Linked DNA regions of Homo sapiens: regions 1 and 3 are each linked to region 2. The links are chromatin contacts, found by Hi-C or POLR2A ChIA-PET in ENCODE. All regions are on one chromosome and are shown on one strand. Each heading gives the region's core, a stretch centred on a gene start or an enhancer-like site at or near the end of the contact. The rest is flanking DNA. Distances are from core to core; before and after follow the strand shown.

Region 1 (2,752 bases), core at 140-2,639, 210 kb before region 2:
TTGCCCTCTGGGACTGCTGCCCATAAAATAAATGAGGAGGTTGAGGCGGGAAGAATCTTCCCTTGGGTGTGATAAGGAACAGAAATTCCAAGATGAAGCTGGTCAGAGCTCTGCTTAGGAAGGCCCGTGTGCTGAGCCCAGCTGCCCCCATTTCCTGTCACTGGTTTTGCGGGTTTCCCCGTTGTAGCTGATGTCCTTCCCTCGCTTCCTTCTGCTCCAGTGGGCGGCGAGGGTGGAGGCAGACACCTGCCCACTGTCATTGCTGTCATGGCTGGGGATTAGCAGCTCCCTCCTCATCTCTAGTCACAGCTGAGGACTCCGATGGGAACCTCCCTTCATGGGATCCTCAGGTCTGACAGCTGGGGGCTTCCCACTCAGCCAGGCCTGCATGGTATCTGCTGCCGATGGAGGCTCTGTCCCTCTGTCTCTCCCTCCAGGGCCCTCCAACATTCTCAGGATAACTTCGGACCTCAGCATTGGCTTGGCCGTGGACAGAGGCACCCCCTTGGACCCAGCATCCGTGTTCTTGATGTGGGGACGTGACTCTGACAACAGCCAATTCTGTCACCCAAGGCGTTTGAGCTTTCACTGCACACACCTCCCACCCCCTTTCCTTTTTCCCTTTTCCTCCAGGCTTCCCAGCCCAGGTGCTGCTGTTGGGATCCTCCTCCTTTCCCCAGAGTTAAGGCATTGTCTGTGCACAAGGCCCATTCCCTGCCCAGCAGCCAAGCTTGAGGTCACCCTGTGATAACCTGAAGGGCGTGGAAGGGCTTGTGGCTGAGCCAAGGAGAAGCAGCACTCCCGTCCCACCGAGCATGCACTCGGCCTGCAGAGGGGAGTCCTTGCCTCTAACCCTAAACACAGAATTCCTTGAAAGCCAGTCACCTCAGGGCAGAGCAGGACTATGTCCTTTCTGGCTTTCTGTTGCTCCTGGTCCCATAGACAAAATTTTCTCAGCAGCAATGAACTCAGAGGCCAATCAATCATTTCTCTGGCAGAAACTGCAAAGCCCACATAGCAGAAGGGAGATGTTGCAACTGTGGGGTCTCTCCCTTGGAGCAGCAGTTAGAAATGTGTTGATCTGAGCCAACAGGGCCTTGTACAATCAATTCTCCCACTAAGAAACTGGCGGGGTGCCCCCTCCAGCAGAATGCCAGAGCCAGCGTCTCCTCAGAGTCCCTGAAGCGCCAGCCTCCTCACCACATGGCCCTTGTCGGGGTTCTGCCAACTTGCAAGGTCCTCCAGACATTGTTTACATGGGTATTGTCTGCGTTCGGGCTGCTGTGCATGTTCTTGAACCATGCGTCTTGCTGGGGTCAGTCCCTGAAAGTCTCCATGTGACCGGGCACGTGGATAGAATGGAGCATGCCAGCAGTCCTGGGGTGCACGTGTATTTGTATGTACAAACGAAGGTCTATTTCAGGGTGGTAAACTTCACAACCACAGGAACAAAGCTGCTTTCTCCTCTGAACTTAAATGACTTAGAGAAAAAACATGCAATTTGTAAACTGCCTGGACATTCTCAGAGAGACAGCAGCTTGGCTCAGAGGATAATCTTTGTTTTGTAGCATTCTGTTCCTGGCAGATTAAAAAATGATGTCCTTTTTAAAGGAGAAGGAGGAGAAGCAGAAGGAGGAGGTTGGGCTGACTGAAAAACTTTTTATCTAGGGTGGCAACGTTAAGTACTTTCTGAAATGTTCTTTGCATGCATTTGGGCCATTAAAAAGAAGAACAAATGTGACTTACGTTTTCATTTCCTGGAATCCATGTTAATGATCTTTGGGACGTGGTCTAGAGAGAGCAAGCAAAGATGGTGGTCACAAAATGCGCAGGACGTAGGAGAATCCTACCCCAAACCCAGGCTCTCTGGGGATGACCAGGAGCTCAGGAACGGTGACAAAGTCCAGCCAACCCCCTATAAAATGACTTCTGAAGCACCTTCTACCAGAGGCCCTACAACCATATGAAACATTTCAACAACTCATTTTGCAAAGATCTGGAATCTTGTAGGTCAAGGTGATCTACCGGGTCAGTGGTCCCCAAGGCAGGGCTCATCTCCACACCAGCGCCGATTTTGAGAGCTCCTGTTAGGAGGAAGAGGCCCGAGGGGGTGGTGTGAATGGGCACACGGTCACAGCCACAGCCGCGTGGCTGGTCTGAGCACGCCCCCATCCCTGGAATCTGGGACACTTGCAGCTCACATGGTTTCTGAAGAATCCTCTATGGAACTCTTGTTTGGTATTTCCTTCCCAGAATGTCTTCATCCCGGGCCCCTTTCTGTTATTTTCCGGTCTTCTCAGGTGTCCCCTTTGTATCTGAAAAACATAAGGCAGAGCAGAAACGCCCTGTGTAACCAGATCGCGAGACGCTGGCCTCGTGGGGGTAATCGTGCCCGCCCCTTGCAGCTGGAGGAACCCGAGGCTAAGACACCCACTCCTGGCCTCACTCCTCACCTTTCCACACCCTTGGCAAATATTCCACTTTCCCCTGTGGTCAAATGGAAAGGGCAGACTGCACTGCCCCACCATGTTTTTTTGTTTGTTTGAGACGGAGTGTTGCCCTGTTGCCCAGGCTGGAGTGCAGTGGCATGATCTTGGCTCACTGCAACTTCCACCTCCCGGGTTCAAGCAATTCTCCTGCCTCAGCTTCCCGAGTAGCTGGGATTACAGGTACATGCCACCATGCCTGGCTAATTTTTGTATTTTTAGTAGAGACAGCGTTTCACCATGTTGGCCAGGCTGGTCTTGAACTC
Region 2 (2,940 bases), core at 3-2,502:
AAAGAAATAGTGCTTACTACACGCAAGGCACTGTTCTAAGAGGTTTACCAATATTGACTCATTTAACCCTGACACTTACCATGGTTAGATAGTTTGGATCACTTTAGTGGCTACGTGGAGACCAGTCTGGACACATGTTGTGGTGCCGGATAAAGACGAAGGGATGTGCCTGTAGTCCCAGTAACTCAGGAGGCTAAGGTGGCAGGATCACTTCAGCCAGGGAGGGAGAGGCTGGAGCTGAGATTGTGCCACTGCACTCCAGCCTGGGCAACAGAGCAAGACCTTGTCTCTCTTTTTTTTTTTTTTTTTGAGATGGAGTTTTGCTCTATGTGGCCCAGGCTGGAGTGCAATGGCTTGGTCTCGGCTCACTGCAACCTCTGCCTCCCAGGTTCAAGCGATTCTCCTGCCTCAGCCTCCCAGTAGCTGGGATTACAGGCACGTGCCACCACGCCTGGCTAATTTTTTTTTTTATTTTTAATAGAGACGGGGTTTCTCCACCTTGGTCAGGCTGGTCTCGAACTCCCAACCTCAGGTGATCCGCCTGCCTCGGCCTCCCAAAGTGCTGGGATTACAGGCGTGAGCCACCGCGCCTGGCCAAGACCTCGTCTCAAACCAAAAAGAAAAAAAAGAGGAAGGGAGGAAAGGAGGTGATGGCTTTTAGAATTAATTAATTTGTGTGCTTTCAGTTCTTTTATATCTGTAGGTTGCTTGATGGCCCAGACTATCACGGCAAAGGAGTCATTTGCATTTGAAGAGAATGTGTCTTCCGCAGTTGTTAGGTGGAGTTTCTATAAATATCATCAGGTCAAGTTAGTTGGTAGTGCTGTTCAAGTCTTTTATAAATTGATAGTTTTCCAGCTATTTTACGGATTTGTCTATTTCTCCTTTCACTGCTATATCTTCCAAATTGATTCAGAGAGCTGCAGTCAGGAGCGTACTATTGCAGAGAGGATAGAATGTTTGGGACCAGAAGAAACGTTTTATCTCTTTAAATTTACTCTCGTACGCAGAAAACAAAATACAAATAAACTACGTATCCCAGCAAGCCTAGTGGAACTCAGGGCAAATGCAAATAAGGGGGGGGGCTGGGCATTCGGCTACGCCCCTTTTCTGGGTTGGCAAGGCAACTGATACAGAAGCCAGCCAATCGGTGATATAGTCACCTGCAGGGGCGGGGGCTTGACGAAAGCCAATAGGACGCAGGGCAGATGGCTCTTCGGGCCAATGGGTTGGGCGACGGGGCGGGCTTTTGATGAAGGGTCGTTGGTGGGAAAGATGGCGGCGACTCTGGGACCCCTTGGGTCGTGGCAGCAGTGGCGGCGATGTTTGTCGGCTCGGGATGGGTCCAGGATGTTACTCCTTCTTCTTTTGTTGGGGTCTGGGCAGGGGCCACAGCAAGTCGGGGCGGGTCAAACGTTCGAGTACTTGAAACGGGAGCACTCGCTGTCGAAGCCCTACCAGGGTGAGGCGCCCAGGGTGAGGTGGTCGTGCAGTGGGGCGGGCTTCGGGACTTGATTTCAGGGGTAGAGGCGGGGGCGGCGAAGGGCTTCGTGGCCCGGAGGAAACTGCTGGCGGTGGTGGGGCCCACGGAGACTCCCTCCGCGTTTGGGAGCCACAGGTCTGAAAGGCAGGAGTTAGGTGTGCCTGCCAAGCTCTGGAAGTTTCCAGTAGGTAAAGGCAGGGCTGTCGGGTGCCACTAGTACTAGGCCTGGAGTTAGACAGGAGGAGTTTGGGAAGGGGAGAGAATTGAGAATGGTGAGGAGTGATTGAGGGCTACTAGCAATGAGCCAGTCTCCAGATGGACCTGTGGATGTGCTAGAAATAAAGCAGGAGGAAGAACTGGGGTAGAACTTGAACGAAATGAGAAGATGATAAATTTATGTTGCTGGGTAGAACCACCTTCTCTTCTCCAGCCTAGGGGCCCTGTTGGTGAAAGAGGTTAGGGTTCACAGAACTCTAAGCACAGCTTATCAGCCAGAAAATTAATGCAGTTAGCCACAAAACGATGACAAACCAGTGCAGATGGCTTAACTAACACAAGTCTTTCCCCACTAAGGCGTAGGTAGTGGGACAGAAAACAATTCAAAGTGCAAGAGTATACTCTACTACTAAGGGTAATCATTTATTCACTTACATGCCTGGAGTGCCTCTGTGCTGTCTCTTTGCTAATGCTTATGGGTTTGCAGACACAAAGTTTTCATTCTTAAAGAAGTTTATAGGTGAGGGTACAGGGAGTAGCTTCACACTTTAAGGATTGTTTAAAGAAAGAATGTGACGGCTGGGGCGGTGGCTCACGCCTGTAATCTCCGCACTTTGGGAGGCCGAGGTGGGCGGATCACGAGGTCAGGAGATTGAGACCATCCTAGCTAACACGGTGAAACCCCATCTCTGCTGAAAATACAAAAAAATTAGCCAGGTGTGGTGGCGGGCGCCTGTAGTCCCAGCTACTCAGGAGGCTGAGGCAGGAGAATGGCGTGAACCCGGGAGGCAGAGCTTACAGTGAGCCGAGGTCATGCCACTGCACTTCAGCCTGGGCAACAGAGCGAGACTCCATCTCAAAGAAAAAAAAAAAAGGAAGAATGTGACTAAGCCCCGGAGGCCTGAGGGTCAAACTCTTTTTATTTATATTTATATATTTTTAGAGACAAGGTCTTGTTCCGTTGCCTAGGCTGGAGTGCAGTGGCACAATCATGGCTCATGCAGTTTCAATCTCCTGGGCTCAAGCGATGCTCCCAACTCAGCCTCCTGAGTAGCTAGGACTATGGACAAGGACTACCACACCTGGCTAATTTTTTTTTTGGTAAAGACAGGGTCTTTCTATGTTGCCCAGGCTGGTCTCAAATTGCTGACCTCAAGATGCCCTCCCTCCACATCATCTCAAAGTGTGGGGATTACATGGGTGAGCCACTGCACCTGGCCTGTCAAACTCTTTTTGATATA
Region 3 (2,723 bases), core at 123-2,622, 190 kb after region 2:
CACCATGTTGGCCAGGCTGGTCTTGAACTCCTGACCTCAGGTGATCTGCCTGCCTCGGCCTCCCAAAGTGCTGGGATTACAGGCGTGAGACATAGCGCCTGGCCAAAAATTCTGGTTTTTAAAGAGAAGCCTGATACCCACATTTTTATGTGAAATCTGATTTTTAAATTCTGGCAACTATTTAAAAACATTTAGCTGGCTGCCGTGACATGCACCTGTAGTCCCAGCTGCTTGGGAGGCTGAGGTGGGAGGACTGCTTGAGTCCAGGAGTTTGGGTGCTGCAATGCATGATGGTCTTGCCTGTGAATAGCCACAGCACCACTCCAGCCTGGGTGACACTGCAAGACCCCATCTCTTAAAAAAAAAAATTAAACACATCTCAGGCCACTGTCAGCAGCCTCTGTTGTTTGTTTTTTTGAGACAGAGTTTCACTCTTGTAGCCCAGGCTGGAGTGCAATGGCACAATCTCAGCTCACTGCAACCTCCGCCTCCTGGGTTCAAGTGATTCTCCTGCCTCAGCCTCCCTGGTAGCAGGAACTACAGGTGCATGCCATCACGCCCGGCTGATTTTTGTATTTTTAGTTGAGATGGGGTTTTGCCATGTTAGCCAGGCTGGTGTCGAATTCCTGACCTCAGGTGATCTGCCTGTTTTGGCCTCCCAAAGTTCTAGGATTACAGGCATGAGCCATCGCACCTGGCCCACCCTCTGGTTTTGAGGGTAAACCTTTGCTGAGTGGTGGAGGTCTCTCACTTCCCTGCCTGGGCTCCCAGTTGCCCCTCTGCTTCCTCCCCTGCCAGCCCATGGCTGTGCCCACCCTGAGACCACTCCCTCAGCTCCCTCCAGTGCAGGTCGCTTCTCCACGCTGTCCCGAGGTGGGGGTTGCTGCCAGCCCATGTTGCTGCCCCTGCATCGTGGCCTTGCTGTGGACCCCGAGCCCCTCCTCCCCACTTCTTGCCTGACCTTGGCACAAAGGCGGTGACTCCAAGGATTCCCACGCCCCAGCCCCTTCGTTCCTTGGCCTGCTCTCCTCCACTCACTCCCACGAGTGCACCCAGGTACAGGGAACGTCAGCCATGCCTCTTATCCCCAGGCCACCTCCTTGAGTCCTGCGGTTCTCGGAGCCCCACTGCGCTGCATCAGTCCCGCCAACCGTCCTTGGCTCCCCGCACCCAGCCTGGACTCCAGGCCTTCCACTGGCCTGGCTCCCTGCACTCGCCTCAGCTCCCTGTCCCGCTCTGCTGTGCCAGACTGTCCCGGCCCAGTGCCTCCTCGGTGGAACCTGACTCTCCCCTACTCCGAATCGTCACACAGCTTGTGGCCTGGTCCCGCCGAAACCCAAAACCCGTGCCACCAACCTCAGGTGGAACCTAGTGCTTCCCAGAGGCCCCAGGGCATGGCGGTGCTCCCGTCTGAGATCACTCATTCTCGTCCCCTCCTCCCCTCAACCTCAGGTCTCCAGCCCTGGTACTTGTCCTCAGTCTCTGCTCACTGAGGAATCAGAGGCACTGACGGGACCCCACCATTCAGGCGGGTTGTGAGCCAGGACGCTACCCTCCGAGAATCGGGTACAGCTAGTACCGGGCTGTGGGGCACTGGGCCCAGAGGGTGCCCTGGAAGCATGACTACATCCGGCTCTAGCATCTGTGCCAAAGCAGGGTCCCCTGCGTCCTGCCCAGGGCGCCCACCTGCCCAGGACAGACGTCCCACGGGAAGTGCATTCTTCAGATCGGCCTCCAGAGGGCGCCGTGATCGCAGCGCTGAGCTGCCTGCCCTCAAGTCCTGCTGACGGGCCGCCTGCCCATCTTTGTGCCAGGGCCAGGCCAATGTTGCTTCGTAGATGAAGGGCACCCTGCCCCATGCTGGGCAGGACCCTGCACACAACAGGGTCACCTCCCCTTTTATCCAGGCAGGGGATCCGACCCCAGTGATCTGTGGCCCAGCACCCAGGGCCTGGAGGGTGGGCAGAACTCAGCTCCTCCCTTCTTTTTTTTTTGAGACCGAGTTTTGCTCGTTGCCCAGGCTGGAGTGCAGTGGCGCAGTCTCGGCTCGCTGCAACCTCTGCCTCCCGAGTTCAAGTGATTCTCCTGCCTCAGACTCCCAAGTACCTGGGATTACAGGTGCCCGCCACCATGCCTGGCTAATTTTTGTAGTTTTTGTACAGATGGAGTTTCACCATCTTGGCCAGGCTGGTCACAAACTCCTGACCTCAGGTGATCCACCCCCCTTGGCCTCCCAAAATGCTGGGATTACAGGTGTTAGCCACTGCACCCAGCCCCTCCCCGTTCTTTATCATCCACTGAGCCTCCACAGCTCGGAGAGATGGACTGCACACGGGCGCATGTGGCAGTGCGGAGCTCAGGGCTGGTCACTCCAGGTGCTCAGGCTGACATCTTGGCATCTCTCAGAAGGAAAGAGGTGGAAGGTTGGGAGATGCCCCTGCAGAGCCTGAGTGCTCTCAACAGCAGGGAGCACCACTCTTTGCCCCTCCACCCGTCACAGGCCTCGCTTGGAAGGTGCCTGAGCTCTCCTCCACAGGCTGCTCCTGAAGGAGGTGGCCAGGGGCAGGGGCTGGATAGGGTGCCCTTTTGGCCTGGCCACCCACTCCCTGGTGCCAGGCATGCTGCACGTTCCCTGGTCTGGGTTCTGTCATCGTGGATGGTAGCCTTGGGCAAGCAAGACCCTGCCCATCCCCGGCCTTGGCCTCTCTACCTGCAACCTATGG

The links. A loop is a pair of places that touch in the nucleus more often than their neighbours do. ChIA-PET counts read pairs that join two places held with the same protein, here RNA polymerase II (POLR2A). Pooled maps may share reads with other maps.
Region 1: a loop to region 2 is called in a map of posterior vena cava, with 3 times the contacts of the local background. The contact joins the enhancer-like site here to the promoter of LMAN2L in region 2. A Hi-C loop is called at or near these places in 15 of 168 maps with a recorded cell type or tissue (CD4-positive, alpha-beta memory T cell, CD8-positive, alpha-beta T cell, IMR-90 and 10 more), 1 of 37 single-sample maps with no recorded cell type and 31 of 50 pooled maps.
Region 3: a loop to region 2 is called in a pooled map, with 10 times the contacts of the local background. The contact joins the enhancer-like site here to the promoter of LMAN2L in region 2. A Hi-C loop is called at or near these places in 8 of 50 pooled maps. POLR2A ChIA-PET finds 5 or more read pairs at or near these places in 3 of 52 experiments (Caco-2, OCI-LY7 and WTC11).

Annotation. Positions count from the first base shown.
Region 1 is chr2:96,951,813-96,954,564 of GRCh38, reverse strand. The region is part of intron 6 of FAM178B (family with sequence similarity 178 member B); the gene reads left to right. Among named protein-coding and RNA genes, the nearest start is that of FAM178B, 33 kb to the left of the region's middle. Within about 2 kb of position 1,389, at least 12 of the 41 ENCODE cell types and tissues checked have a DNase peak (open chromatin) inside an H3K27ac peak, as active enhancers do; they include heart right ventricle, sigmoid colon and transverse colon, where a contact is called at or near this core.
Region 2 is chr2:96,738,376-96,741,315 of GRCh38, reverse strand. It overlaps LMAN2L (lectin, mannose binding 2 like), which reads left to right and starts at 1,252. Exons shown (of 8, transcript NM_030805.4): 1 at 1,252-1,462. The coding sequence starts at 1,276. RefSeq lists enhancers at 999-1,936, 1,937-2,876.
Region 3 is chr2:96,553,565-96,556,287 of GRCh38, reverse strand. No RefSeq gene overlaps it. Among named protein-coding and RNA genes, the nearest start is that of ARID5A, 18 kb to the right of the region's middle. RefSeq lists an enhancer at 1,954-2,479. Within about 2 kb of position 1,372, at least 7 of the 41 ENCODE cell types and tissues checked have a DNase peak (open chromatin) inside an H3K27ac peak, as active enhancers do.